Regions from separate parts of the Mus musculus genome. Here regions 1, 2, 4, 5 and 6 are each linked to region 3. Evidence: chromatin loops called from intact Hi-C (ENCODE). Cell type or tissue: heart. All regions are shown on one strand. Region 1 holds the start of Platr6 (a long non-coding RNA gene). Region 2 overlaps Sgk1 (serum/glucocorticoid regulated kinase 1). Region 3 has its middle 75 kb from the start of Platr6. Region 4 overlaps Sgk1 (serum/glucocorticoid regulated kinase 1). Region 5 has its middle 12 kb from the start of Gm5420. Region 6 has its middle 11 kb from the start of Gm5420.

Region 1 (5,000 bases), 74 kb after region 3:
GAAGCCAGAGGACGGCATGTGGGTGTCAACTCTTTCCTTCCACCATGTGATCAAACTCAAATCCTCAGGCTTAGCAGCTCATGTTTTCACCCGCTGACCCATCTTGCTGACCCTAGCCAACGCAATTTTCTAAGAAACTCATAGTACCTCTCAGCTGGGGGCTGTTCTCAAAAGTACAAGAAGGATTTTAGAACCTCCTGTGGTTATAACCATCTACAGAGCTGCCTCACTATCAGCCAAAGGCATCCTCGGGCCAGCCTGCATCCTTCCATCCTCTGCTCTCACTTCCTGGCTCGCTCCACCCCGCAGTGTTCTTCAATGGTGTTGAACCCCTACGACAAGCCACTTACTTTGGGCTCTTACTCATGTTAGCCCTCTGCCTGGAACGTTCCCCTTCCTTCTGTGGTTTGTTGGTGGTGTATGAATTCTCCCACGTTCAGCTGGAATATCCCTTCCTGTAGAGAGGCCTTACTTAACTCCCAGCCAAGGGTTATGATCTGATTATTTGCAGTGGAGAATAATGCCAGTCATGACTCTTGGCACCTCTTATTGTAACTCCCTGTTACGTACATGAGCCCACCTCACTCTTAGTTCCCAGTTGTAATCTTCCGTTTTCTGAGAGCAGGAACTCAGTCTACTTTCCTCTCTGCTATAACCCCAAGAGCGAGGCTAGGGCCTCCCATCAGGAATATTTAATAAAGAAGTTATCAACTGAAACGCATGCTTAATTTCCTGAGCACCGAGTCAGTGAATAAGAGAATCTTGGGATAAATTTTAGACAAAGTTTCCCAAGATAGGTTCTGCAAGATAAAGACACCCTTCCACGTCTCCTTGAAACCTTGGAAGAAGAATGTCAAAGATGGGGCCTTCCTGTAGCTAAGAAGAGCTTTGTATTCTCTCGCTCATGTTGGGGAGACATCACTATTAACCTGAAAAATACCCAAACCGGACAGTACTGCATTAAAATAATCCAGTCCTGTACTTAAACAATAAAAGGTTGAAATGTGGAAAAGAACAAAAAAGATTCATAATCAAATAAATGTTAATAACTGTCAAAAAGAGAACTGGGCACATAGCCCAAATTAGCTTCTGTGAGGCTCAGGGGTTGATCCTTGGTCTGGGAGAGAGAAAGGGAAAGGAACTTGGAAAAGTTAGCAGCCCACATTGCTCATGTGTGAGGTCTGAGTGTGGATGGCAGCCACATACCATCAGCAGCACCATTTTTAACGGGTAGCGCCTCGTCCCATAGGCCTCTACCTTCTATGCCCCCTGGGCTCTACCTTGACAACACCTGGGACCAGCAGAGATGGTGCTGTGTTTGAGGGACAACTTTCAACTTTCACCAGCTTTAGAAAGGAATCTAAGTTTCTTAGCAAGGTGGAGCCATCTCTTGAGCTCACTTTGACCCACCTCTCCTTCCGTATTTCACCTCCTATATTTTTCCTTCCTTCTTTCTTTCCTTCTTTCTTTCCTTCCTTCCTTCTTCCTTCCTTCCTTCCTTTCTTTCTTTCTTTCTTTCTTTCTTTCTTTCTTTCTTTCTTTCTTTCTTTCTTTCTTTCTTTCTTTCTTTCTTTCTTTCTTTCTTTTTTCTCTTCTCCAACAGGATCTCATGCAGTTCATACCGGCCACAGACTTGCCATGTAGCCCTTGCTGGCCTCGAACAGCCAATCTCCCTCCTCCCACCTCTGCAGGGCTCATGTGAGGCATGTGTATACACTGGGGCTCAGACCCAGAGCCTTGTACACACCAGGCAACCCTTGGTATACACCCACAGGCCCTCTCACCTGTTCCTTTCCTCTTTGCTCAGAGACACAATGCTCTTCCACATGTCAATCAACAGGTACTCCTGTTTGCCCGGTCCCAGAACTCCCCAACCCGCCCATCAATTCGGCTCGCCAACTTTCACTTATCCATGGAGGCTCAGCCCAGCCCAGCCCAGCCCAGCCCAGCCCAGCCTAGCCTCCTTCCCATGCTCAGCCTGGATTCCTCTCTGCCCTCACTGTCTCTGCTCTTCCCTTCAGTATATTTATAGTTTGATTTTGTTGTTGTTTGAAATGGGTTTCACTATGGAGCCCAGGCTGGCCTTGGGATGACTTATGTGAGCCATGATAGCTGGCTAACATTTATTCTTTGAGAGCATTTGTTTGCTGCCTTCTACCAGCCTGACCTGGAATCACTTCAGGGATACTCTGAGGACAAGCCAGACCCCTTCACAAGCATCTATGCCCACTTCAGGATGAGCATGGTGCTTTGGCTAGTCAACAAGTCTTTGCTCAAATATACTAAAGATTGTAATCATCTTTTGAGGAACCTATCCTCTGCTTGAATACTAGAAGGCACCTTTTAAACAGCCTGTCGATAACGGGTTTCCTATCAAATTCTAACTTTAAAAAATGATTTTGCCATACATCATTTGCCTTTCAGTGCAGTCAATAAATTCACACAGTTTGGGGGTGGGGTGGGGAAAGAAGTATCCCAGTGTCTCCTTTTCAGGGCTATTACCACAGACAACCCTCCTGATAGCACACACCTGAGCATCTGGCTACTAGCCAGAAAGGAAAGCATTGCAGGCCTTGTATGCATCTTTTGCTCCCAGAGTTCTCAACCATTTCCCCATCTAAGTATCAGGCCTGACCCCCCTTAGCTTCTGATATCAAACAAGAACTTTTTCCTAAGGCTGAATAGGTACAGTACTTTGTGAGGATTCATGCAATCTGCAGTCAGGCACTGGAATTTGTTTCTGAGGGAGGAGGCATCCAAGAAGTCCTCTCGTGCTCCGCCCTGGCGCCTGCCCTGAGCGCACAGAGGCCAGCACGTCTGCACCCAGCCAGGAAAGGGCAGGGCAGGCACCACCAGCTTGGGACAGCGGCAGGATGCTCAGCCCCTTCCAGGCTCCGCTGCAGTCCCCAGGGACCAGAAGCTCTGACACCACTGAGCTTGTCCCGGGCCTTTGGCACAGTGTGAGGCCTGTTGGTTCTGGACATAGCCTTGCATAAACCCGGCACACTGCCCACAGCCTGTGCACTATAACTTTAGTGCTTGCTCTGGGACAACACGCTGCACAGCTATGAAGTATCAACTTTTCTTACCCTGTGCAGAGTGCCTACCTGCAATCTGTTTGAAATAATGCCTCCAATCTGGTGTGCAGCTCAATGGTGTGGACGTTTCTTTTGAGTTTAACATTACTGTTTCCATCTTGATTGGAGCAGTTTTCATTGGCAGGAAGCTCTCCGGAGACCAGGCCCAGTGAATTCCCCTGTCAATCACAGAGGGAGAGGAGAGGTAGATAGGGATCCAAGGCCCTTCTATTCCTGCCCCCACCTCCCACCCCCCACCCCCGCTCCACTGCCTGCTTTACATGAGGTAAATAATTGCCTGCCTGGGACTCTTTGGTGGTGTGGTTGCCTATGGGTTTGCTAAGGGAATCATCAGTGGAATAGCTTTCCATAAGTCTGTGCTGGGGGTGGGACTCTGCAGTGATGTAACTGCTGCCTTTAGCTACCCTATGTTTCTGCAAGTAAACCCAGTAGTTTCATCGGTTTGCCAAGATGGACTTGGGTCCATCAGTATCCTCCCTACCTGGGTTTTTCAGGAAAAAAAAAAAATGCCAAGACAAGCTGTATTGAACCTTCGACTCAAGGCTTGAGTGGCTCATAAACCATGATAAGAGCTCACTCGGCTTGCAGCTTGTCCGGTAGAAAGCGTCCTTGGCATGCGTAAGACCCTGCATTCAGTCCCTAACACCCCATAAAAGCAGGAGAGTTAATGCTTGCACTCGGGAAGCAGGAAAAGGGCCAAAAGGTCAAGGTCATCCTTGGCTAGTAGATGAAATCTCAAAGTAAACAAAGCAAACCATGACAATGATGACAGCTTTTAATGGTTTTCACATAGACCAACTCCATTAGCCCTACCAAGGGCTTTAAAAGAAGAAGCTGCCCTCCTCTGACTGATGAGGAAATAGAGATAAAGAGGGTCTGGGATGGGAAGGTTTATGCTGGCCTACGGTTTGAATCTGTCCAGGACACACAGAAACACACAGAGAGGGCTTCTAGGAAAAAAGGGTGCTGGTGAAAACAGAATTCCTGCGGAGCCCACTATGAGACTTACCCAAGTTTTAAACATACTAGTCACGGTGACTGCTAATTTAACTAAAAGATAAGGATTAGTTTGCAAAGGGGGACAGGGGAGATGGCGGGGTACTATAAACTTGGATTAGAGTCAGGGTGACAGTTTTTCTCTTTGGTGTGCTTTGCTTTCCTTGAAGTACAGACTAAAATGATAGTTTTAACTCTTCGAATAAAAAGGATTCAGACAGTTTCCTAATGGTACCAGGAATATGGCCCCAGGTGAAGACTCCCTGTTTCTACTTTTGTTTATTCCTCTTCCTATCCCTCCTCACACCAAACCTTTGCTATGTAGCCCAGGCTGGCCCAGACATCACAATCGTCCAGACCCAGCCTTCTCAGGGCTGGCAAAAGTGAGTTCGGTACATAATCTTAAGTGAAGAGTATACTTAGGTCCATCTTGTATCACTGGCTGTCCTAATTCCGGCTTTTACCTCCTATAAATCAGCTCAGCGCCTTTGCTCTGCCGTTCTGACCCCCAGCTAGTTAAGTGATGCTTCCATTGCCCTCTTCCTTCACAGCCACCTCTGCAGAGAAGCCTTCTCTGACCATCCCCTTGAAGTGAGGGTTCCCTCCATCTGCCCCGCTCCGCCCCTACTCCCACCCCACTCCCTTACCCTCTGCCATCAACTGTATTTCATATCTACTTATAGGAAAGTTCTGTGTCTTTCCACTAATATATAAATGTGAAGACAGACTTTTGTCTTTGATCTAACTGCTAAAATACCTACCCTCGAACAGCTTGTCAAAGTGTGAGTGGTTGTGATGGTAACAACCTGGAACATAATTAATGCAGTGATTGTCAACTTGACAGAATCTAGAATCACCTTGGAGACAAAGATCCCGGCATGTCAGTGAGGGATTTTTCTGGTTAAC
Region 2 (5,000 bases), 120 kb after region 3:
GTGTTTTGCTAATATAGTTATATTAATGTAATTATAGAAAATATAAATATACATATATGCTAACTAAAAACTAGTGTCTTCTCCCGTCATGGACACCGCCAATGATTCATAGCAGTATTGCTGGCAGGACCTGTAGTTTTGCCATTTGGAGAAATTAAAGGTATTTTTATATCATATGACAGTTATTAGAGGTAGATTTAAATCTTTAATTTATTCCTCTTATTACTGAGAATTTTGTGGTAGCTCTTAGGTTTTCTTTAGGCTGGCTTATCTACATAACAAAGAGTCTAATGTTGTTCTAAGATATTTTTTTTAAAAAGTATTTCGTCAGCTGGGTGTAGTAACACTTTCCACAAGGCCTAAGATCTCAGCACTTAGGACAGAAAGCATGCTATATCCCTGGTGGTGGGCTGTGGAGTTCAAGGCTACATGATAACATGTATCAAAGACCTGAAACAAAACCAGGCAGGGGGGACTTTTGCTAAGGGTACTCTGATCTAATAGATGGGCTTGTGTTCCTAATGAATTTTACTTTATTCATTAAACTCTTATTCTAGGAAGGGACCCTGAGCCTTCCCCAGACTTTTCAGAAGTGTTCAAAGTGCAGAAAGCAGCCCTTGCCTAAATAAAGAAGCCTCCTTGGACCTCAGATTCTAAACCCCTGCCATGGCCAACACCATTTATCTCCTGGGGCTTGTGCAAGGGTGTGCCTTTGAAAGTCCTGTGTCTGACCCTTCAAACCCCAAAGCCATTTCTGTCTCCTTAGCAATGGCTTTTCTCTGGTGGCACTGGTGGCACCGATGTCACTGGTGACATCACTGATGTCACTATAGCCCCTATTACTATCCCTCTACTGAGTCTAGCACAGACCCAGGCTCTTTAAGGGGATCCTAGGACCTTGTTACTTCAATAGTCACAGTGCCCCACATTGAGTTCTCAGGAGCCCTCTGTTCAGTCTTAAGTCACTCTAGCCCATGATAGCAGTGTGCCCCATCCTGAAGCATTCACTCATTCATGTAAATATTTGGAGTCTATGGATCTCAGGGACTGTATTGAATATGAGAGTAAGATAGAGACGAACAGACAGAACCAGCTTTCCTGGGTGTTAACATTCTCAAAAACTAACTTGGTCAATACATAAGACAATAAAATCACAAAAGCATTTTGTGCCTGCTTCTACTTACATGAGGCTTTTTAAAAATTTTTATTTATTCATTGGCAATTTCATATATGTGTTGGAACATATCCTGGTTATATCCAACATAAATCCTTTATCACTTCCCCCAGAGTTCTTTTAATACTTCCCCTAGCAGCTGTCATTGGCTGATAGCTCAGCTAGAGGCGGAGTTTCATGAGATACATTCATTCATGTTGGGTGATTATGGACTTGATCTTGTAGAGGTGGCTATGGCTCCCATGAGTTCACGAGTGCACAGCCTGCTATGTCCTAAAGAGAGCACTTCACCGCACCCCTCCGCATCTTATGGCTCTTAAGTTCTTTCTGTATTCTCTTCTTCAATGTTCTCTGGGCATTGTGGGACAAAGGTTTGACACAGATGTCCCATTTAGGGCTCAGCACTCACTAGTAACTTATTCTCCTTATTTCGACCAGTTAAGATCTCTGCAGTAACTGCTACCCACTGCAAAAAGCAGCTTCAATTTTTGAGATCTTCTCTTTGTTGTATTTATTCACTTCTCTCTCTCTCTCTCTCTCTCCAAAAGAAAGAAAAAGTCAAAAAAGAGAGAAATGGGGGAGGAGGAGGGAGAGAGCTAGAACAGGACCCAGGGGTAGGGAAGTAGGCAGAGAGCTGAGGAGTTGCTATTGGACAGATATGGAGTTTCAGTATGGGAAGGAGTGGGTGGTAATGTTTGCATGATGATATGCAGGCACTTAGTTCTACTGAACAGCATACATTTAGGTCTAGCTCATTTAAAATGTTGAATTTTGGCCATGTGTGCTGGCTTACCTTTATAATCCCAGCTCTTGGGAGGCAGAGTCAGGAAAACCAGGAGTTGGAAGTCATTCTTGAATGTGTTACATCCTGTCTCAAACAACAAGAAATTTAAAGTTTAAGCTGGGAAAGCGATGCCAGAGGCAAATAAAACTGGCAAGAGGAAGAAGGAGGTGGAGGTCTCAGAAGCCAGCCTAGAATTTGCATCTACTGGGCTTCCTGCCGGCTGCTCTTGCTCCAGCACTGGGCTACAGCAAATGCAATCACATACTTGAAGAATCAGCATGGCGTGAATCGTTATGGGACTCTCAGCAGACAGACAGCACAGCTTTGTAACATGCAGTGTTCAACTCCTCGGACCCGGATGCTGCTATGTCTCCACCCAGATGCTGCTATGTCAGACACACTCGTGTAAACCACAAGAGGAATATGGAGGTCTCCAAACTGTCACCAAGTCTAGCTTTATCTTTCTATGTCCACATTTGGTTTAAGCATTATTCTGTCATCCGGGAATTATGAGGCTGTATGAGGAAGTACAATGGCCAGATTTTATCAGATCTCAGGCAACGATAACTGATTTCTATTTTCAGCATTTCCATAAATCACTTTAATATCCATGCTTCCTTGAGTTTGGCTTTATTTAGTTTCTATTCATTCACAGAAGATAACGTACATTGATTCCAAGACTTCCATGTTGCATAAGTGGTCTGACTCCTGTTCTCTTTGACATGTGAGTAGGATCACTTACTTAAGTGTATTACTAGTCCCATACCTGCAAATTGAGTGGTTTGATTTGGAAAGAATCGATTTGGACAGAATCAAAATGGCTGACTTGGCCTAACAAGGTCAACCACACATACAGACTAATTGACTTGGGTTTTTAGTAGTTTGTCCAATAAAACATCCTCCTGTTTGGCTGTAGCCCAAAGATTTCACCATGTTTAGCTACTGGCCTTCAGAAAGGCCCCTGGGACATCCAGTCTAACTCCCTCCACTGTCAGCTCAATAGTAACCGTGGAAGGTGTCAAAGGCTTAACTAACTTCTCTTCAGGGCAATAGCCAGAATCGGATAGCTCTTTAGAAGCTGCCAAATTATGAGCCACCTTCCACATCTAGATCCTTAAACATAGACCACCAGAGTTTAATGCTTCCAAATTAAACACATTCTCTCTTTCTGCTCAAATTCTTTTGAGGCACCCAGACAAAATCATGGTGGATGGATGGAAACACAGCTTAGAAATGAGAGAATGGCCCAACTCTTAGGGATGGAGTATGACTTAGAGAGGAGCTTCCCATGGTCACAACCTGCACAGCAGGTCCAGCTCTCCCATCAGATGGGAACCCTTCACCGTTTTACCTTTGTGAAGAGTTAATGGTGGCAGTCTGCTGCTGTCCCCCTTCCCCTCAATCCCCGTTTTCTTTCTTTGTTTTTTTTTGTTTTGTTTTGTTTTGTTTTGTTTTGTTTTGTTTTGTTTTAGGGGATAGAATGGATATGTGCTCACATCTGGCCAAATCTTGCTGCTGGATTGCTGAAGATAACTTTGAACTATTGATCTATTTCCTTTACCTCCTAAGTGCCATGTGGGTTCCAGGGTTCAAACTCAGGTCTTCAGCCTTGGCAACAAGTACCTTTTACTCACTGAGTCATTTCAATTACCTTTAAGGTCGCCTCCTCCTCCTCTTCCTCCTCCTCCTCCTCTTCCTCCTCCTCTTCTTCTTCTTCTTCTTCTTCTTCTTCTTCTTCTTCTTCTTCTTCTTCTTCTTCTTCTTCTTCTTCTTCTTCTCTGTCTTCTTCTTCCTATTCAAATGCATTTTGCTTTTTTTACCAAAAAGAAAAAAAAAATATCTCACTTTTCTCCATTTACTTGATTTCCTAGAATGTAAAAGCCCTTCCAGGGTGGGGGAGGGGCGTCATTTTCATGATGACTTCCATTTGTGCAAAGTAAGGGACTCTTAGGCAGCTGTTTTCAACTTGTGTCACAACCTTTTTTGGAGTCGAAAGACCCTTTCACAGGGGTCACCTAAGACCATTGGAAAACAAAGATATTTACATTATGATTCATAAGAGTAGCAAAGTTACAGTTATAAATTAGCATTGAATTAGTTTTATGGTTCAGGGCCGTCAGGACAGGAGGAACTTTCCAGCCTTAGGACAGTTGAGAACCATTCCTTTAAGGTTTTGTAAGCGCAATCTTTCCTTTTGTCTACAAAGTAACAAAAGGTCACTTAGTTACCTCTAAGAGTGAATACTTTCTTTTCTCTCTTTTAAAATTTGTTGTTGTTGTTAATGTTTTGAGACAGAATCTTGGGCTGGCCTTGAACTCTGTAACTAAAGATGACCTGGTCCACTTCCCTGGGATTGTAGACATGTGCTACAGCGCTCTGTTTTATGCAGTACTGTGGATCAAGCCTAGGCTTTCATGCATGCTTGGCAAATGTGTAGTAACAGAGCCCCCAAGACCGAATAATTTGCACAAAAGGATTTGTTCTTTGTGTAAGTTCTAATGGCTGGATTATTTGCTCCTGGACTTCTAGAAGAAAGCCATTGCCTTCTTCTCTCTGAAACTGTGGCATACACGCGCACACTGCAGCACACTGCATATCAATATGTAATGTGCAAGATATAAATGGAGACTGTCCACAGAATTCATTACAAGTCTTGGTCTGATGCCCACAGTCCTCAGCAATGGGCTCACTATCAACTCCTCTTCTTCCTCCCTGTCCTAAATCATTCTTTCCTTCCTGCCTTCCTGCCTGCCTTCCTTCAAATATACTGTACTCATTGAGAACTATGTGTTTATCATCTGCCAGGTGTTAGACATAATGTGGCCAACACACACAGATTCTAGGCAGGGCATGCCCCAGGTGGGAAGATATCAGTAATGTCTGGAAGGTGACATATAGACTTATGTATCTAAAGCAGAGAGACCAAAACTAGAGGCTACATTTGAAGAGTGTATTAGTTAGGGTTTCTATTGCTGCAACAAAGCATCATGACCAAAAAGCAAGAAGAGGAGGAAAGGGTTTCTTTGGCTTACACTTCCATAG
Region 3 (5,000 bases):
CCGAGTGGCTCTGGAGATCCCGAGTCTCCAGAGGGTTTCCAGGATGTCGGTTTCTCTCTGCCTCCCTCTGCCTGACTTCACAGCCGAAACAGAGCCCGTGTTGTCCCTGCAATAATTCCTGTGCTTTCATCTTCTTTCCATTGTTGACGTGGGAACTATGAATCACAAACACACACACACACACAAACATTTCTGGAAGGGTACCCGGATTTTCGTGTTATGCAGGGTCTGGCGTTCAGCGGTGGAAGTCGACCATGGCACCAAACATCATCCACTTGTGACTGACCTCACTCAAGCCCCAAGAAAACTCATCTCCATATCTCTTCCGTTAGGTCCCCTGAGCAAAAGCAGATCTCTGAATGGTTGGTAATGGTTAAAGGCCACAGTCCTGTCATTATGTACACAGGAGTAATGTTGTGTGATCACACTGCAGAGGAATATTAGTGTTATGTGAAAACAGATGAGTAAATAGGCTTGGTGCTGTGGCCTGTGTGGTGGCCCCACAAAAGTTGCACACTGAAGTTTTAACCCTCAATACCTTGGTATAAGGTTATCTGGTAATTCTTAATTAAGGGTAAAGGTAATTAGAGGGATAATGTAATTAAATTAAAGTGAGTTTATTAGGGGAGACCTTTATGCAAAATGGCATCTGTTAAAGATGGGATCTAGGCTTGTCACATAGAAGGAAGACAGGGTGAGGGTCTAAGGCAGTGGCTCTCAGCCTCCCTAATGCTACGACCCTTTAATACAGTTTCTCATGTTGTAGTGACCCTAACCATTAATATATTTTTCTTGCTCCTTTGTAACTATAATTTTGCTACTGTTATGAATTAAAATGTAAACATCTGATATTTCCTATGGTCTTAGGCAATCCTTGTAAGAGGGCTACTCACCCCCCACACACACACACAAGGGGTCGAGACCCACAGGTCGGTTAACACTGGTGTAAGGGGGAGAAAAACCATCCAAATGCCTAATGCCAAGGAGAGGGGTCTCAGGAGAAATCAAGCCAGCTAATACGTTGATCTTACTCTTCCCGCCCCCAGAACAAGGAAGGGCTACGTATATTCTTGTTTCAGAAGTCTTGTGTGTTCTTCTTGGCTATAGCAGCCTGGAAATGAAAGGAGTTTCCTTTCTTCACAATACAATATTGCTTTGCTTTGCTTTACTCTGCCGGAGACTCCTGAGTATTTTCACTGGGCAGCTCCTAGAATTAGCATTCTTGGGCAGGCCATTAGGCACTTGCAATGTGGCTTGTCTCAACAGAGTGTTAGTCCAGGGATCAAGCTTACTGTGTTTCAAAGACAGTATAAAAAGAAGAAGGAGCACATTATCATGATTTTATGTTAGATATATGCGAAAATGAAGTTATTTCTGATATATGAATATAACTGAAGTGAAGTATTAGTTTTACCTCTTCTCCTTTACTCTTTTACCTTACTCCTTTTCCTTCTCCCCCTCCTCCTTTTCCTCCTCCTCCTCCTTCTCCCCCTCTTCCTCCTCCTTCTTCTTGTTCTTCTTGTCTTTTTGAAATAGAGTCACTATGTAGTCTGGTCTCAAGCTCAAACTTGAAATCCTCCTGCCTCAGCCTCTTGAAGCTAGAATTGCAGATGAGTGTCATGTTTTCGGCTCTTTGGATGAGGCCGCTAGTAAATTTTAAATTCCCCGCTGTGGTTTGCACTCCATCTCTGTTGGCCAGACACAGCTAGAGCACAGCGTGGGATGTAAGACCTCCCTGACCTGGCATCTCGTGATTGCCATCTCATCTAAAATCACCATGGAAACTAACCTCAGGGTGTTTCTGGGCAGAATTTTTCAGATTAGGTTAATTGGGGTAGGAAGAAGCACCCTAGGTGTGAATGGTGCCATTCCATGGGATGGGGCCCCAGGCTGAATAAAAGGGGAGAAAGTGAGCTGAAAATAATCACACTTTGCTTCCTGACTGCAGATACCATATGACCATCAGCGACTTCCCACTCCTGCTTCTACACCCCTCTTCCCATGATGAATGTATGCCCTTGAACTATAAGGCAAAATAAACTCACCTTCTCTTCTCTCCTTCTGTCTGTCCTTCCATCCTTTCTCTCTCCCTCCCTTCTGTTCTTCCTCCCTCCCTCCCTCCCTCCCTCTCTCCCTCCCTCCCTCCCTCCCTCCCTCCCTCCCTCCCTCCCTCCCTCCCTCCCTTCCTTCCTTTGCCTCTTGTCATGCATTTTGTCACAGGAGTGAGAAGTCACTAATACACCCACCCTCTCAACCACCAGCAACAACAGATTGATCTTTCTATTTCATCCCGACCCCTGGACTGACCTAAGTCAACCCCTATTCAGCCTTCATGTGTCAGTCACCTATCACAACAGGAAGATTATGGGCCCATCTAGGCACGCCCACTGTTTGGCTAGACTAGGTGCCCTTCCTCCACATACCTGTAATTTCCCATGTATCCCTATAGCTTGAATCACAGCATGGTTTAACAAGCATATGCTATCTCCCTGTCCTCTGACATGTGAACACCTTGAGGGCCTCTTATTCGTATGAATACCACAACACCTGGCCCATTCGGTCCTTAATAAATGCCTTGTGGATGAGGGAGTGCTTTCAGGGTGAGGTGGACACGGTTTCTGCCACAAGGCCAGAGGAGATGCTGCCAGACTGAGCCAAGGAGATAGAAGGCAGGGCTCAGTAAGCAGAACTCATGAGCCTCGACGAGGGAGAGGGGAGGAGTCAGCGATGCTCCCAGATTCTAGCCAGGCGACATGTTTTCAACACATAGATTATTTTCTTGACATCCTTTTTTCATCGAAGCACAAGCTAAATAATTAATTTTTACTCTGAGCATCTACGCTTCTCAAAAAGAAGCGTTTCATCCCTAGAACCTCACTGCTTCCTACAACACCGCCTTGGCCATCGTCTTAGAGGACAGGCTGGCTTTGTGCTTGGGCTGCTACTGGACAGACTGCAGGGAGCCTTGCTTCCTGACATGAAGTGCATATCCAGCAGGTGCCTCCTGCTCCTCACTTAACACAACAGCATCTGCCAGGACAATCATTTTGCCGTATTTGGAGACAGGAAAACGATGAGTCACCTTAAGTCAAAGAAAGTCCTTAGAAAAGAAGATTCATCGCCAAGTTCTATGACTTCATTCTATATTCCTTCCACCAGATGACATCTGCCCCAAGGGACCAAACAAAGGAAAGCTGAACAAACAGATTGGTTTCTTCTACTCCACCACCACCACCACCACCACCACCACCACCACCACCCTGGGTTTTCTGCCTCTGCTTATCATTTTTATGACCCAGAGACAGTTGTGAAGAATACAAGCAGTAAACAGCATGAGTAAGAGAGAGGGTGACAGAGGGGTAGAAGGAAGTATTCATCAAATGACTACTGGAGAGGAGACGGGGCAGGGTGACATTTGCGTGCTGATGAAATCACTCACGGTGAGCACTCCGTTGGATCTCTCTCCTTACATCACTTTGCCTGTTTTCTTCTCTTCATATTTATGCCTCTTCACAGCATCATCTGAGATTATTCTGGTGATCCAGAAGGTATTTTTATAGAGTAATAATTCCATCTAGCTTCTGCATCAGATTACCAACTCCCTTGACGCAAGGACCAATTTGATCTAATACAATCCAATATATAGAGAAATATGGTTATGTAGTAATCACTGGGTATTTGGAGAATTAATAAAGTCATCGTAAAAGCCAGACATCCAGAGGAAAGTAATTTTTATGTAGAATGGTATAGTTTTAACGAAAAGTAAATTTAATTGTATGTATGAACTTTGACTCTGGCAGCCCGTGTATAGCTAATACTTCAAGGTTGATTTTGTCGTTTACTTTATTTCCTGATGATGCCAAGATTCCTACAGCCATACAAGGAAACCTTGACAAGCCCTGAACTGTATGCAGCTAATTGTAGGGGTGAAAAAGAAGGATTCTTGTAGCTAAGACACCAGTAAGGAACCACAGAAAGCCCCATTATACTTCCGTATCCGAGCAAAGGTAAACGAACAATCTGAAGAATTCTTAAGGTGTATGAGAACTCTCATTTTTTTTGAAGATTATCCTAACCATTATCCTGGAGCAAGATGGTTCAGCAGGGAAAAGAGGCTTGCCACCAAAACTCACAGTCTGAGTTCCCGAATTCAGTAGTGCCTGGAGCCAACATGGTAGAAAGAGAGAACAGACTCTTGCAAATTGCTGTCTGACCTCTATACACATGTGCCTGCCTACACACACACACACACACAATTAATTTATTAAAATACTAACCATGGGTACATTTTTTACCCTGATTCAAGATCACATTAGTCCAATGGCAAGCAAGCCTATCTTTGTGGACATTGAGCCTCATTCACTGTCTTTCCAGTCTTTTATATATTTATGTATTTATTACCATGGAGTTCTTAGCAAAGAGTGCAATTATTTCATACACATCGCATTGTTCTCCCCCGACCCCAGACTTAGAATTGTCGGTCTCCTGCACTGAATTGGACATATCTTAGAATTAGAACAGGACAGAATGTTGCCTTTCATGCATCAGGCCTTGTTAAACGAGAAGACAACTGATCTGAATAAATAAATAGACTCTGGTTTACAAAGAGGCTTGTTAGAAACTCACACCACATGAATTAGGAGCTGTCTGCATTCACACTGAGCACACAGTGCCTAATAAAGAGTGTCTCTCAGCATACATCAGCTGCCTGCCTGGCCAGGACTGCGTCCTTTCTGCTCCTTAGGAACTCCTTCATATACGGAGGTATTCACAAATACACTCACTTGGTGAACTCTCCAAATAATCTATTATCTATAGCAATTATTGATGTCTTTTTTTCCCCTTAAGTTCTACTTTGTGGTTTAATAAAAATGGCCATTCCCAATCATGAAACTTGTCTTCTGACACTATTTCCCTGGGGGCCATTAAATGACAACCCTCCACGACGTCACACAGAGGAAGAACTGTTACTGTAGGAACTGAGCATGCAAGCCAGCCTG
Region 4 (5,000 bases), 210 kb after region 3:
GGGGGTCTGCCTGCCTCTGTCCTCGGAGTGCTGGGTTAAAAGTGTGGGCCACCTTGCCTCCTTGTTTGAGGCTTTTTATATGAAGTTGTAAGGTGTGTGTATCACCAACAGATATAGTCATGTTTTCCATATGAAAGTCCATCTTGAAAGAGGCATATAATTTCTTTATGTTCATTATTTTTCACAATTTATGGGATGAAAATATCAGTAGCCCCACTCTACAGAGATGACAAGAAATTCTTGCAGATAGCAGGCCTCACTTAGAGCTAAGTGTTTGACCAGGCATTCGTTCACCATCTGTATTCACTGTGTCTCCTGAGCTTGTGTGAGGGACATAAAAAATATGGTCAAGATGAAAGACCATTAATGTACAAGAAAAGACACCAAGCAATTCTCCAGCCCCTGCCCCCCACTACTACTATCACGTTGTCTTTTCTTTCTGTCATCTGTGGGCAGGGTTTGTAGGACACTGTAGCCTAGGGGTGGCCTCAACTGCTCTAGCTTCCTCATAGAACAATTACAGGGTCAGGATGGGAAAGATTTCAGGAGAGACTTGGAATGTGAGCCAAGGAAGGCTTTTAGCTTTTACCCTAGTTTGACAGATCTGTCAGAAATTGGGAGTTGTTTTCTTTCTATGAGCACTTTGTAAAATAGGGAGGGTTGAAAGAGAGCGCCTTAACCGTCTCCATCTTGGATCTAATTTTCATAATCTCAAGTCATGGATCTGCAAAGAAATACCAGGTTCTGTGTTAATGATGATCAAGACAAGGATTTGAGATTTCCTGGAATGTGGGCTTCATGAGTAGATTCACCCTGGAGCAATTGAAGCTGGAGGAGGAAGAGTGGGCTCCTCAACCCAGTTCACTGTCTGGATTAGTTTGTATGCAATGGTAAGGGGCCTTTTAGAATATAAACGGGTAGGTAGCCCAACAGCTTTGTTGACCGTATGTAAGGCTTTCTGTGAGACCTTGGTCTCTTGATGTTAGGTCATACACAGTATTTAATTTTGATTCCAAGACTCTCCCAATTTCCTTTTCTAGTCAGATAGACCATTATTTTTCATGATTAGATAGAAACTTTCTAAAACAATTCCCCTGCCTCCTGGCCCCCAGGTAACTGTTGTTGTTTTTTTTTATTAAAGATTTTATTTATTATTATATGTAAGTACACTGTAGCTATCTTCAGACATACCAGAGGAGGGCATCAGATCTCATTATGGATGGTTGTGAGCCATCATGTGGTTGCTGGGATTTGCACTCAGGAGCTCTGGAAGAGCAGTCAGTGCTCTTAACCTCCAGCCCCCCAGGTAACTCTTAAGAGTTAAACACAAGGCAAATAGGTAGTGTTCTACATGTATTCTGGCTGGTAAGGTTGTTGATGTTCTATAAACTTTTTATTTGTTGTTCATTGTATCAGGGCCCTGGCCACATTCCAAAGATGGAGTGAAACTGACTTTGCAGAGTCACAGACCTACCTGCTGTTGCTACCTAGATTTTCATTCTTCCAAGAACGCCCTGGATTCTTCCACTCTGCCCCTTATTAACACTTAAAACTTCTCTTTCTAGAAAGAATGTTTGTAGAACATCAGTATTATCATTTCTTGGGGGTGGGGGAGTTCCGTAATAAATAAGCTTAGCAGTGTGGATTTAATAACTTAATGACATCATTAAGGACAGTGTATACTTCTCTTGTTTTCTCCTGTGCCTCTCATCTTTATGCATGCCACTTTTGACAGTTACATATGGATGGTAACAATTATGATAGAAGCTGTGCTCCAGAAATAGATGCTTAGACACCACTTGTCCATATTAATTCTCATGAATCAAGTCGTTTGTCATCAATTTTCCTGGGGGTTACTATTTTAATAAAAAGACATGCTCTTAGTGACAACCCTCAACAAAAACTCATCGATTCAGTTGCTCTCTCTATATTTTATATAATAACTGTGGTTTTTCTGATGGTTCTGTGTGTTTTGAGGATTCCGCAAGGAAAGTTTTGTACCTACATTACCAATGAGTATAAAAGGCCAGGGGAGAGGGGAGCTAAACTGTACACATGTGTGTGCTGGAGCAATACAAAATGATATTTTCTTATTATCGATGAAATATCTATCTACGTCATCACAACTTGAGGATTAAGGAGCCCAAGAGTAGATGTAGCAGAGTATTTATTTAGACAATGCATTTCAAACCAGTTCCTCTAGTATATGGAGAAATCGTCTTCTGTGAAGCTTTGAATTAAATAAATTATATTAAACTGTCATGTTTCAGTGTTTGCATAGTCCATTTTCCAACAGCAATAGGAGCAAGGCAGCTTTCCAAAACAGTAACAGTTATGTTCTGTTTACAGCTTGGTAAACCAGTTCCGTCAGTTTGGGTTGTCGGTTTGCCCATACTGACGCATACTTGTGAGACCACTGGCTAGGGGAGTTTGGACTAGTTAGTAAGCCAGTCTCCCACCAAAGCTCTGCACTTTCAGGCTCCGGGAAGAATTGCAGGGCTATGCTCTGGGACACATTAGAGCTCCAGGGCAATCCAGTCTTCTGGAGTTCTCTCAGAGAACTCGATCGCCCCCTAGCCTGCACATCCACTGAGTCGTCAGGCAAGTTCAGCCACTTAGCTAGGAGGGAGACTCTGGGAAGGGGCCCGATAACCTCCTGGTAGCAGGACTACCTGGACAAAGGAAGGAGACTAGATTAAGTGGTTGAATCAAGGGGCGACCTCAAGTCTGTGCCCGGTTAACGGGAGCATCGTACATTCCCCCCAACCCTCCCTCCCTCCACTGCCGTGTGTCATCTTCCTGTTCGGAAGTCTTAGTAGGTTGCTGGGACAGAACTGGGGGCGCCTGCTCCACCCATCAGGTATCCGGTTGGAAGAAAAGCCAGTCTCAACAACTTGATTCCCTCTCCGTTAAATGATAAGGTTAGCAGACCATCCGTCTCCAATCGCTGACCATTCCGGAGGCATGGGGAGGAAGGGGCACATGCAAATTGGTCCTTTTCTATTCCAACCACAAATATATGGTTGAGCTTTCTCTTCATTGCACTCGGAGGCCTCGGACTTGAATTCCACATTCCTTTTGGAATGCATGCAAGAGCTTCTTCCCTGGGAGACCAGCCCCTGTGCGTGTGTTTCGATTTTTTTTCTGGACTGATTTGCGGTGCTAATCAGTTAAGTTGCATTTCTTGTATGTCTTACTGGTGAAATAAGCCCAGGATGCTGATGACTGTAATTTTCTGGATGATGTTGCAACGGCAGGATAAGTAGCCCAGTGTTGAACTTTGCAGCTTGCTCCCTTCCTGTATGTAAATTTCCTTTAGATATAAAGTGGGACTCAGAACAGAAAGGCAATAGCAAGCGGCCTCTGGCTGGAGCTCCCTGGTCATCTGGCGCTTCCAGTCTCATCAGAGGCACATAGCCTGGAGGCTAACTTTTTCCGTAACTACTAGTTCTTCCTCCATAAAGTAACCCCAGCCTCCACCTCTGCAGCATTGTGAAGAATGAAAGAGGAGACCTTAAGATCCCCTTGGAAAGGTTCGTGTTCTGAGTACTGTAATTTGGATGGGATGAGTAAAACAAAGATATCTGGGAGAGGCTGGAGGAAGCTCCTGAAAGCTAGGTGATGCACTAGGGAGGGACTCTGGACGAGTTCCTGATTTAATAGTTTCAAACAAATAAGCAAACATCTTCGTGGAGATTGGTGTTTCAAAGCAAACGTTTTCTGGAGGGGAAGTTACCCGGCAGATGCGGAGGGGGCAGGGCAGGGCAGGGCAGGGCAGGGCAGGACTGGGCTAAACAAACGACTGGTACCACATGGTTTGGAGGCACTCACTGGCAATAACAAATTCATAGTTTATGCAGAATCCAAGCACGGAAAAAGCAGGGGCTGGTTGCTATGATTCGGAATCGCCTACACCTTGTTTTAGTTTGGAGTGCCAATTTCAGGCACCCTAAGTACATTGTGAAGGACGTCTACTAAGCAAAATTTCGTCTCTAGAGTTGCGCGTCCGTTCTCCTGGTCTCTAGCTGTCCGAAGTGAGCAAATCAAGAAGCAGCTGAGACTAGAGATTGAGTTAGGTGATGGGAGGTGGCTGCTGCTACAAAACAAACTTGCCCAAGACGGAGGGAGGGAAAAGAGCTTCGCGTGCTTTTCCTGACCTGACAACTGGTATTTTGTAGTGTGTCAAATTCTAAAGTGCCCTTCGCAGCAAGGGGTCATGGCAGGGCAGTCACCGCAGAAAGCACGGCGAGCGCCAGGTACTGGCCCAAGTAGCCGCCTTCCCGGCCCTGGCCCAGACCCGGTGCTCTGGGCTTCCCAGCCAGCGCTGGCGCGCGTCCCCACGTTGGCGGTCAAGCTGCAGCGCCAGGCATCACCCAGCGGCGAGGGGACTGTAAGGCACCTCACTCCTGCCCAACTCCGGCTGCCTCTCCTGCAGCTTCCCTCTGTTCCCAGCTTTTTGAGATGAGTCTCTTACTAATATTTAAAGAGTTAAAGGGTTTCAGTTATGTGAACTTGAAAAAAAAAAAAGCAAGGGGATATAAAAATTAAGTCTACCTGCATCAGCCATCCGGTAGCCCAAAGGAGGAAGGGTAGTGGAGATTAGGAAAAAACGGACGGGGTTTAAGGCAGTGCAATGCAATCTTGGCAGTTTTTTTTTTTTTTTTTTTTCCTTGTGAGAGAGGGACCCGGGCTAGGGTACTGACCACGCAAGGGTCACTCCAGGTCGGTCCTGGAGAGAAACCCCTGCTCCCTCTAACTCGCCACCTCCTCACGTGTTCTTGGCATGGCTAGGATTAAAATTTGCAAGGCTCAAAATTTATGCGGAAAGAACAGAATGTTCTCGGAGATTAGTTGGAAAAAAAAGTGAAATGAAGATTGTACTTTTTTTTTTTGTAGAGCAGAGACTTATTTCCGCCCCCTCCCCTACACATTCCTGACCCCCTCATACCCCCCCCCCCCCGCCTTCCTTCCTCCTCTTCCAAGTTCTGGGATTTTTCAGC
Region 5 (5,000 bases), 100 kb before region 3:
ATTTCAGGACTGTCTTCACTGTGGGGCCGTAGGTACACGCTGTGTCCCTCTGATCTTCCTCATCATCAACTTCATGGCCAGAGGTTGTCTGTCACCCTCAGCTAAGCATTTGTGTTTCAGGCCCATTCACCTCTCCTCGTGTTCATTTCTCTGCACAGAATCATCTTCGGAAAGCCTTTCCTGTTCGCCCATAAGTCAGGGGCCCATGCTGTAGGCATAGAAATCCTACTGAAAGCCTGCCAGTGTCTTCAGGCCACACTTTCGTGTTATCCTTGAGGACGAGGGTGTAACTGTTCGCTACAAGTAGTTAACACAGCTGTCACTCAACACATACCTTTTTGGGCTGAATTAAAATAAAATGAATTATGTTCTCTAAGAGTATAAACGGTCTGCCTTCCAGACATTTAGGTGGAACACACACACACACACACACACAGGCACAGAGGGAAGGAGGAAGGCAGAGAGAGGGGGAGACAGGGAGAGAGAAAGGAGTTACAATCAGGAATGAGAAATTTAAGTCAAAGGCAGGTCACCAGGAAGGACTGCTCTATCTAGGTTTGGGTAATCCTTTCACAGAGAATCTTCTACAAAGATTCAACAAAATTTTCCCAGAATTCAAGTGTTCTGTTAGTAACTCAGAAGAAAATTAGCCATTTCAAGAGACGCTTGGGTTCGTTTCATAAATTTTAGCTAGAACTCTGACTTCTTAGTACTTCTTTATTTCCTTCTTGGAAAGTTAACTACCTGGGTTGTAGTTTCTGTCACTGTCCTGCGTCAGTCCTAAGAGTGACGTTTGTTCTTTTGGGTTAGAACAAGTACACTGGATTCTAAGAAATATCTTCCAGGCTTTTCGAGTGTCACTGTCTGGTTCTAGATCAGGCCAGTACCCTTTGCATGAAGCACAAAGGGCTTAAGCCTCTGGTGTGGACGAACCCCAGCCCCCACACTCAGTGTTGAGATTGTTCATTGGACACTTAGGAGAATCTGAAGAGTCTTCTGTTTTAGTTTCAGACTCACTCTATAGACTTGGCTGCCCTTGAACTCACAGAGATCCTCCTGCCTCTGCCTTTCAAGTGCTGGGATTAATTGTGTGCACCACCATTTCTGGCCTGTCCACCTGTTTTAGATAGTAGACTGCTTGTTTGCTTGTTTGTCTTTGTCAACTGATGTAAGGTCAGGCCATAAGGATGAAGGAGCCTCAATTGAGAAAATGCTCCCATTACAGTGGCCTGTGGGCAAGTCTGTAGGATGTTTTCTTGATTGAACTATTGATGAAGGTAGACTCAACCCACTGTGAGCATGCCATATCAGGACAAGGAGTCCTGGGGTTTCTAAGAAAGCAAGCTGAGCAAGCCATGGGGACAGTTGAGCCAGTGGCTCTCCTGCCTGCGTGTCCTCCTGCGTGTCCTCAGCTTCCGTGCCTGACTCCAGGTTCCTCTCTTGAGTTCCTGCCCTGACTTTCCTTCGCGGCACACTGTAAGCTCTGAAATAAAGTTCCTGCCCAACTTACTTTTAGCAATAATAGAAGTCAAATTAGAACAGGCAGCCCATCTGAAAACATGGCCTGGATTAGGATCCTGGACTAGGGTTCTGATACTTGAGTTTTTTCCCGAGTTCTGCTAACAGCTCTAATTTGGGGTTCAATTAACCCTCTAACCTTGATTTCTCTACCAACCCCTTCTACTCCTGAAAGTGACAATGGTTACTGCACTTCCCCATTTAATTTGAGATCTGAGGGGGAAAAATGAGAGTGGGATAGGTAGAGAGATGACTCAGAGGTTAAAGGCACTTTAGCTGCTCTTCCAGAGAAACGGGCTTTGATTTCTAGCACCTTCGTAGCAGCCCACAGTCACTTTTGACCTCAGTTCCGGGGGATCCAGTGCCCTCTTTTGGCATCTACAGGCCTTTCACCCACATGGTGCACAGACACAGATATAGACAAAAATGCTCATGTGCGAACAATAAAAAATATGTTTGGCTTCTCTCTTCTTCCGTCATCTTGCACCCTGCCCCTGATTCGGCTTCTTGCGGTGTCTTCTCACAAGACTTTCAAAATCAAGTGATTCCTGGCCAAGAAACGAAAGCAACATTGTCCTGTTTCTCAATGGATTTGATGAAAACTGGTAACAAAATCAGATACAATTCCAAGAGAGGGCAGTGGGAGAGAAGGCAGCCGGGTCCATAAGGATTCACACAACGGCAAGACTGAGGGTTTATACTGAGTTGTGCTCATCGGGCAGTCCTACCAGATGGAGCTCAACATTTTTAACCTGGAGACTTGCTCATGTCTAAATTAGGGGTGTGGTTTGTCCAGTAATAAAATGTAGAACCTTTCAAAAATTATTTTTAAAGTATATATGCATGCAGAGTTAAAAGGTGCCCTGGATGTGGAAGACAGTGTTTATTCTGTCCACACGGGACATGAGCTGCTCCTCTCGCCTTGCGTTACAAGCTGGATGGCTCAGGTGACTTTGGCCAGACAGGAAGGAAACAGACGATGAAGAAAGAGGATTAAGCAAGAAGAATAGAAGTAGCAAATAGCGTTACCCATTTTCCTGTGTGCTAACTTGGAACAGTTCTTAATAAAAGAGAATCACTTTGTACCCAGAATGGTTTTCCTCCAGCATGAGAGAGGGTGGTTGAATCCTGAGGCCCGAATGAAGCAGCATCTCATGTATGTTTGACACTGGTCAGTTCCCTCTTCCAGTGGTAGCCCCTCAGTGGCTCACAGGGTCCATCCTGCTTTGACAAAGTTCTAGAAAGCAAATCCTAAGGACACTATTCAGTTCTGCCACTGTGCCCAGTGGCATTGTGCCCAAGGTTGCAGCTTGAGCAATGAATGATTTCCTGCTCCTAAGGTCACGCAGCAAGCTGTACAGCCCCAGGAGTCACCAGAGAGGCGTCGTCTTCCCCTGGTCCATCCCTGAGCCACAGTGTTGAAGGACTCAATTGTTTAGTTTATTTTCTTTTTATTGCACCTTCTAGGCACCAGACTCACTGGAGACATCCTGACACATAATGCCTTATCCAGCACAATGAGATGCCCTTTACCTAGTCTTATGAAGGTACTGCCTTCCCTCCAGAACAAACAACGGAAATGCATCAGGAGGGCTCAGCTGCAGACAGAATGCACCTCGAAGCAGGAGCCACTTGGGGATTCCTCGGATGAAAGCAGATTTCAATGAACATTGTGTTTCAAAGCTTGCTTCCTCTCACCCTGCAAGGACCACAGAAGGAACATCCCACTTGCGGCTGCTGACACAAAGGAATGCTGGGACTGGGAGATTTTATCCGACCTTCCTGTGCCGCAGTAACAGAGCTCCGGTTGTGTCTTATAAGAATGGCTCATTGTTTCTTGGGGACTACTGGCTCCTTTGGGTGGGATCTGATGGCATCTCTGGAGTTGGAGGTGGTAGGTGGTACCGGGAGACCAGCCAGCTACAGGCCCCACCTTGTCGGCTCCCTGGAAGCCACTTGGCATGGCTTTCCAGTGGTGGATGCTACATCACTTAAAATTTAAACACGATCTGTTTGCTTACTAGTGTCTTCAGCTATACAAGCCAGGGAAATAGAAGTGATATCCAGGGTAAATTTGTTGGCAGAAAGTGTTTTGTTTTGTTTTTTTTCTACCGCCCCTCCAGCTGTTTGATTATTGACAAAACTGAGAAGCCTCAGAAAGTGTTTTGAAAATAGAAATGTAAGGATTGAAATCCGTATCTGGAGGGTTTAGATGCCTATTTGTGAGTATTTTTAGCTTGCATGACATAACCTCAAAAATGCATATTTGTCCAGTGAGGATGAACTCCCAGTTTTAAACCACCACAATTATAATGAAGAATATAAATTGATAACATTGGGCTAGTTAAAGTGGGCCAATCTTAGATACCGTCTCCTTTTTCTCAGAAAGTTTTTGGTTGTCTATCAGTAAAGAAACCATGATGGTTACGTGGCTGGCTACGTGGAGGACAGGATTTATTCTCTTCCTTTTCTTCTCCCTGTTCCTCGAGGCCTGCCGACACTTGTGATACATGAGAATCCTAGCATTGTCAGTAACAGCACATGGTAAGGAGTAAGGGTAACAACCATGACTTCTCCACAAAAGGAAAGGTCACTTGTCTGCCTGTAACTTTGTCCAGGTTTACAGGATAACAATATCACCAAACACCTTCTTTGTTCTGAACATCCTTACTGAAATTTCCACATATTGACATTAGCTATGAATATATTTATCTCCCCTTAGTGAGCTATGGGCAATTCAAGAAGGAGAATCCTATTTCCATTCATCTTTCTATTTCCAGTGTCTAGAAAATATCATATCCCTAATGATTGGCTGGGTGGTTGGATGCCTGTGCTATAGCATCTAACATAGTAACCAGTGGGGATTCATGTATCTAGTGACTGGGTGGGTGGTTGAATGTCTGTGTTATATCGTCTAACATAGTAACCAGAAGGAATTTGACTCAGGCTCTCTATGTCCTCCTTGGCATAACTGCACATGTAAATCAGTGATGCTTGTATTGGTCTACCCTTAGATGCACAGAATCCAGAGATTTTTCAATATCACATTGTTTTGCTCCTTTGGTTACAGCTGAGATGAGGTACAATGAGAATCGCATATATAGTCACGTATCTAGGAAATATGCCACAGCTCTCTGTTAAAACTCTAGATCTTTGATTGGCAATCAAATGCTCCTTGCATTATGTTGCCTTCTTTGATTCTCCTTGTTGGAGACCCTGAGGAACAGGGCACCCTGAGGAACAATCTCTCTACTGGCTGATCTGGGCAGTGGGCGATCAATCCAGGCCAGAGAGAAACCAGTGAAAAGACAGGCTTGGGGCTTCAGCATTCACATGCTCGTGCTGTAAAGAAAACTAACAAGAATGCTATTCAGGCTGGAGCCATTCAGTGTCTCCCTCAGATATCCCACTCAGAACTTACTGGCTGAAGGCTGGGTTGCCTAGGTAACCTCTGGAGACAGCCATGCCTAGCTCTACTCCAC
Region 6 (5,000 bases), 81 kb before region 3:
AGAGCCAGGAAACTGACTGGGAGTATGAGGAGCCTCAGTAACCATGGTGAAATTGACACATCTTGTCTAGGTGTTGTCCACTGATCCCAAACACACTGATGTCTGTTGTAAGCCATGGTGATGTTCTGTATCATTCCTGGCTCATGGGAGATGCTCTGATGGCTTCTGTGTCATATCTGGGCTATGGCAATGCCTACTGTGTTGCCTGAGGTCCTACATGGTGCAGTTCACCAAGGCAGCTGCTCTGCAGGCTCCTGCCAGCTTCCTGAGCCTCCACTCAGAACTGAGGTCCGACTTTCCTTAGATTTTTAGAACCCACCAAGCTAACTGGGCTTTTCCACTTCTTCAGAATGTGCTGGTGGCTATTGGCACCTGGATCCTTGTTTGGGGCTCATTTCCCACAATGCTTTCCTTCAAATGCATTCTTGTCTCCTCTCAACCTGCATGCATCTCCCCCTAACCTTTGCAGAGTATCCTAGACATGTGTTTTCTATTGTACTGTGATTTCTATAATATAACTGAGCTGAGATTACAGGAAAAGAGGTGACTATTTTTACATTTTGAAAAGGGCTAGATTATTTGGGGACTAAAGCTAATTTTGAGCCATTCCTAGTGTTGTTGGCATCCCTAGAGGGTCTATTTCCCCCAAATTTCATCACACTAAGTGTTAGGACTCATTCTGGTAGAGAAACTGCCCCTTCCTCCAATGTGACTCAAGTTTTGTTTCTCCGATCACAGTATCAACAGGAGACATCTCTTATGTTTTCAGGTTCTTGCGTCCCTGTGTTGTGAGGTGCTCTGACACATCTGTCATTTTCTAATTAAGTGATACGTGCCTTTACTGTATTGGGAATACCAGGTCATTATCCTGTGTGTTCTAAATATTTTCTCTTAGAAAATCATTTGTTCTCTATGCTAAATATGAGTTATACATTTTCATTTAACCAACTACCCACCCCAAACTTTGATTCGTATGCCACCTCACACTCAAGAATATGAGGAATTTTTTTGAAATACATTCAAAATTTTACTTTGAATTTTTTTATCTTACCAACAAAGATTTCCCTCATCCAATACTTACACAAGTGTCTTCAAATGCCTCAAAAGTTTTCTTTGTTTCTATTTGGTTCCTTAATATTTCTGGAATTTACTTTCAGATATAACCTGAGTTAAATGTTCTCTTCTTGCTCACACATGACCATTTTACTCTAAGCCCATTGTTGGTGTATTCTGTATTATATATAATAATGTTATATATACATAACTTTGAACATCATATATTCTTTTGCAGCAGCTTCTCTCAGATCTACATGTGGAAGCTGCTCGTACCACAGCTTTCTTCTCTATGTATGTAAAAGTTTCCCGGCAGACCAGCCAAACCCTACTTAGAGGATGGTTCCCTCCTGAATGAAGGAGTGCAACTCCTTTATGCAATGAAGCTTTTCATGTCTGTAAAGTTATCAAAATGATGTCCTTCAAATTTTGTCAAATAATATCATCAATGAGTTGCACTTATACTGGATCAGGATTTGACTTGCCTTTTCTAGGCTAAGGACATGGCTCACTTGGTAACATCCTTGCTATGGAAGTGTGAGGACTGCAGCTTGGAAAGCTGGACACGGTAGGATGTGTCTATAATCCCAACACTCCTAAGACAAAATGGGCTTTAGAGACAGGAGAATCTCCAGGAGTTTGTGAACCACCTAGCCTGGCATGTGCCTCTAGGAGACCCTATCTCTGTCAAGGTGGAAGGCAAGACATCAATACCTAAGTGTATCTACTGACCTTCACATGCATGTTGTAACATGTCTGTTCCTGTGTTCACACATACACACACATACACACACACACACACACACACACACACACACACACACGCATACACACGTATATGTTAACTGATTTTTCTCAACCCCATGAATAATTTAAGTATTAGGCTTTTTGACTACGTTATCTTTATTTACAAATGCAGCCCTCCAGGCTTAAAAGATAAAATATCTGTGTTCAATTAACTTAAACAGAACCATTTAGAATTACTCCATTTGTATGTTAGAATTGGCATAAAATGGCTCATACACTCTGCTACCTGTTACTGGATATATCTGGTGGAGAATTCTACTTTAATGAGGCTGCAGTGGCTTTTACCCTTATTTCCTTTGTGTTTATTCTGGGTAGTGCCTGCAAGAAGACTATTTTGGTTAAGGACACTGTTCTTGTCCTAAGGAGGAAGTGAGCACACTGAGCCTTGTCTCCAGCCCTTGAGCAGCTAGACAGGTCAGACAGACAGCTCTGTCAGCCAGGCTCCAGGAAGGGCTCTCCTGTCTCATGGAACAACCAAACAATTGTTACTATTTACAATGGCCCATATGCCGAAGTATTCTTAGAACAATGAGGAAAGGGAAAGTCGGCCACCAGGCAGGAAAGAGGGCTTTCAAGCCACAGCAAGCTCAGAGAATGTGCATGCCCTTTAAATGTAAACAGCTGGCTGCAGAGCTTATCCAAATAACAATGTACAGGGTGCTTGCCATGTGCCGGACACTTGACATAGCCATTGTCCCTGATCCCATAACCATTTCACCAGACCAGCATGATCCCAATCTAATCTGTGAAGAAATCAAGGCAAAGAGAGATGCTAACAAGGGAAACACGTTTCCAAGGGTGTGGAACGTTGTAGCGAAGCTACAACTCATCCAAATCAGAGCCTATGTATTCTTAGCTACCACTCTTAAAAATTAAAAATAAAGAAAAAGTTTACACTTCTTTGAAAAGGAATCCATAATCTTGTTACTAAAAGCACAAGGCAGTACAAAGAACACCAATAACAGTTTGAAATATGCTCTTTTTGAGTTCCTCTGAATTTCACAGAGGCAGTGGGAACTTGAAGAAAGTATGCTAAATGTTGTATGTGACAGCCCAACAGCTTCCCTTGCCATATACATAATGGATACCCTTGGCGAGCTCTCCAACTATGTAAATGACACAGAACAATCTCTTGTTCTGCTTATAGTAATTTTAGACCTTAACAAAATGTATGCAAAAACTCCAATTAACAAAAATAGGAATCTGCTGGGCAACTTGGGTTATTCTCAAATGAAATGGGCTTCAATGTGACTGAATGTTTCTGAGAGCTGCTATAGTAGAAAGGAGACTTTTTTTTTAAACCTTAAAAGAGGTTAAAAGAGAAAATAATAGAAAGGTTAAAACGTACATTATTGTTCTTGTTAAATGTGAGAACTCACTAGATTTCTGGCTTTTTCCAGCTATATTGTAATACTTAGTCTTCTGATGTTCTTAGTTTCCCCAGAACTCAACCTGTACATATTCTATAGTTAAATAAACTCAGGAGCTGTTTTCATGAGAATATTTCAAGCTACCTATCACACTCTCAGAATGCGAACCATTTGAGGACTTGGATCTTAAATCCTGCTATAGCTGCAGGAATATCTACAATGTAGAGGTGGTGGGACTCAGATTCTTAATGAACTAGCCTACCTCCATCTTAGGCTTAAAAACCATCTTATAGTAAAAACGAGCTAGGTTTATTCCTGTTTATGATTAAACCTCTGCTGCTCAAAGATTGGGTTATAACCCACCTGTAGCCTTAACTACAAATACCTCTGTATTGTCTACTCCAGGAAATGGCAATCATACCTTTATTTCCACCAGTTGTTATGACCACCAGTTGTTATGACTACCTTAAGACCATCTTGCAATCATGTCTTTGTTTCAAAGATTTGTAATGACCATCTTGCAACCCTACCTTTGTTTCAAAAGATTATTGTGACTACCTTGTTATGACCACCTTTTTTTTTGGTCCTGCTTCTGTAACCCCACCTATTTTCCCTGTCAAATCCCCATTTGGGAACCCCTTTCCCCTGAAGTATAAAACCCTGTCTTCCTCATATCTAAAGCTGATTTCTCAAACACCACGGGGGGCGGGGGGGGGGACGACAGCTTGCACACAAAATAAAAAGGCTTGCTTTAATTAATTACTTGCTTTAATTAATTTGGCTATGATGGTTGGGTATGTAATTTTTCTCTTTGAATCTTTGGAATTGACATTCCACTAGCTTTTATTTGTGGCACCCTTGGGATTAGATAAAAATCCATTTGTTCCTGCCATACAACGCAGAACTCTGAGCAAATAAAAGGGAAGGGAGAGAAAGATGTCTTGAAGTGAAATGAGACGGTCAGAGTGTGCATCGAACCTCAAGAGGAAGATACATTAGAACAGGGAAAGAATGGTGTGGACCAAGTTAAGCCTCCCCTTCCCGCAACATCCATATTAGATGTGGGCTCCATCCCTGCCAATATGCTTGTTTTGAGATGGGCTTTGAAAAGGTATTTTAGGTTTAGATGAATGAGATTCTGAAAGTGGAGCCTTCATCATGATGAATGCTTATAAAGAGAGACAACAAAAAGCTTATTTCTCATTGTCTGCTATGTGAAGACAGAGAATGCAGCCATCTTCATGCAAGAAGACAGCCTTCACTAAGGAACTGAATTACATCAGACAGCACTGTGACCTTGACTTTCCCAGACTCCAGAACCTAAAAAAAAAAAGAAATCCTATAGTTTAAGCACCTACCCCTCGGGATTTTATTTTCACAACTTAAGTATACTAGTAGAAGTGGGGTGTGTGTGTGTGTGTGTGTGTGTGTGTGTGTGTGTTACTTGAAAAAAAAGAAATGTTTCTCTAAAAAGGAGGTAAAGGATTTGTCTTTGTTTTTGGACTAAGGTCCACTGTTATACTAAAGCATCCATTTATAGTGCTCACCACACCTAACATGGTAGCCATGCCTCGTGTTCTCTTCAGAAACCCACAGCTACTTGGGAAGTCACTCTTAGAAGTTTCCTAGGTATGTGTAGCCAAATCTTGCTCTACAGTGCTGTGTTATCCATAGCTAATTGAATTTGATGCACCCCTCTCCCAAAGGTGGCTGACCATGTCTGGCCAACAGCCTGAGAAGAGGTCTGACACAAAGAGTAGTGCCCCCTGG

What was found. Hi-C counts contacts between places; a loop is a spot of excess contacts. Peaks named below come from ENCODE experiments on the same cell type or tissue, not always from the same donor. Only the 100,000 strongest peaks of a DNase experiment are listed, where the experiment ranks them.
Region 1: it touches region 3 in a loop (3-fold over the local background); 4 of 42 quality-filtered maps call a loop at or near these places.
Region 2: a loop joins it to region 3, with 9 times the contacts of the local background. A loop is called at or near these places in 2 of 42 quality-filtered maps.
Region 4: a loop joins it to region 3, with 11 times the contacts of the local background. A loop is called at or near these places in 9 of 42 quality-filtered maps.
Region 5: it touches region 3 in a loop (5-fold over the local background); 4 of 42 quality-filtered maps call a loop at or near these places.
Region 6: a loop joins it to region 3, with 4 times the contacts of the local background. A loop is called at or near these places in 6 of 42 quality-filtered maps.

The regions. Positions count from the first base shown.
Region 1 is chr10:21,854,987-21,859,986 of GRCm38, forward strand. It overlaps Platr6 (a long non-coding RNA gene), which reads right to left and starts at 3,252. Exons shown (of 5, transcript XR_001779731.1): 1 at 3,108-3,252. In heart, a CTCF peak has its summit at 2,825; a DNase peak (open chromatin) is centred at 2,835.
Region 2 is chr10:21,900,494-21,905,493 of GRCm38, forward strand. The region is part of intron 1 of Sgk1 (serum/glucocorticoid regulated kinase 1); the gene reads left to right. Among named protein-coding and RNA genes, the nearest start is that of Gm46215, 21 kb to the left of the region's middle. In heart, no CTCF peak of the experiment used is centred here; a DNase peak (open chromatin) is centred at 2,258.
Region 3 is chr10:21,780,644-21,785,643 of GRCm38, forward strand. No RefSeq gene overlaps it. Among named protein-coding and RNA genes, the nearest start is that of Platr6, 75 kb to the right of the region's middle. In heart, a CTCF peak has its summit at 2,992; a DNase peak (open chromatin) is centred at 3,028.
Region 4 is chr10:21,988,875-21,993,874 of GRCm38, forward strand. The region is part of intron 3 of Sgk1 (serum/glucocorticoid regulated kinase 1); the gene reads left to right. Among named protein-coding and RNA genes, the nearest start is that of Gm34267, 67 kb to the right of the region's middle. In heart, CTCF peaks have their summits at 2,576 and 4,375; DNase peaks (open chromatin) are centred at 2,727, 2,757, 4,337, 4,747 and 1 weaker place; H3K4me3 peaks cover 2,559 bases; H3K27ac peaks cover 2,013 bases.
Region 5 is chr10:21,676,051-21,681,050 of GRCm38, forward strand. No RefSeq gene overlaps it. Among named protein-coding and RNA genes, the nearest start is that of Gm5420, 12 kb to the right of the region's middle. In heart, a CTCF peak has its summit at 2,867; a DNase peak (open chromatin) is centred at 3,141; H3K27ac peaks cover 1,012 bases.
Region 6 is chr10:21,699,403-21,704,402 of GRCm38, forward strand. No RefSeq gene overlaps it. Among named protein-coding and RNA genes, the nearest start is that of Gm5420, 11 kb to the left of the region's middle. In heart, no CTCF peak of the experiment used is centred here; a DNase peak (open chromatin) is centred at 2,359; H3K27ac peaks cover 277 bases.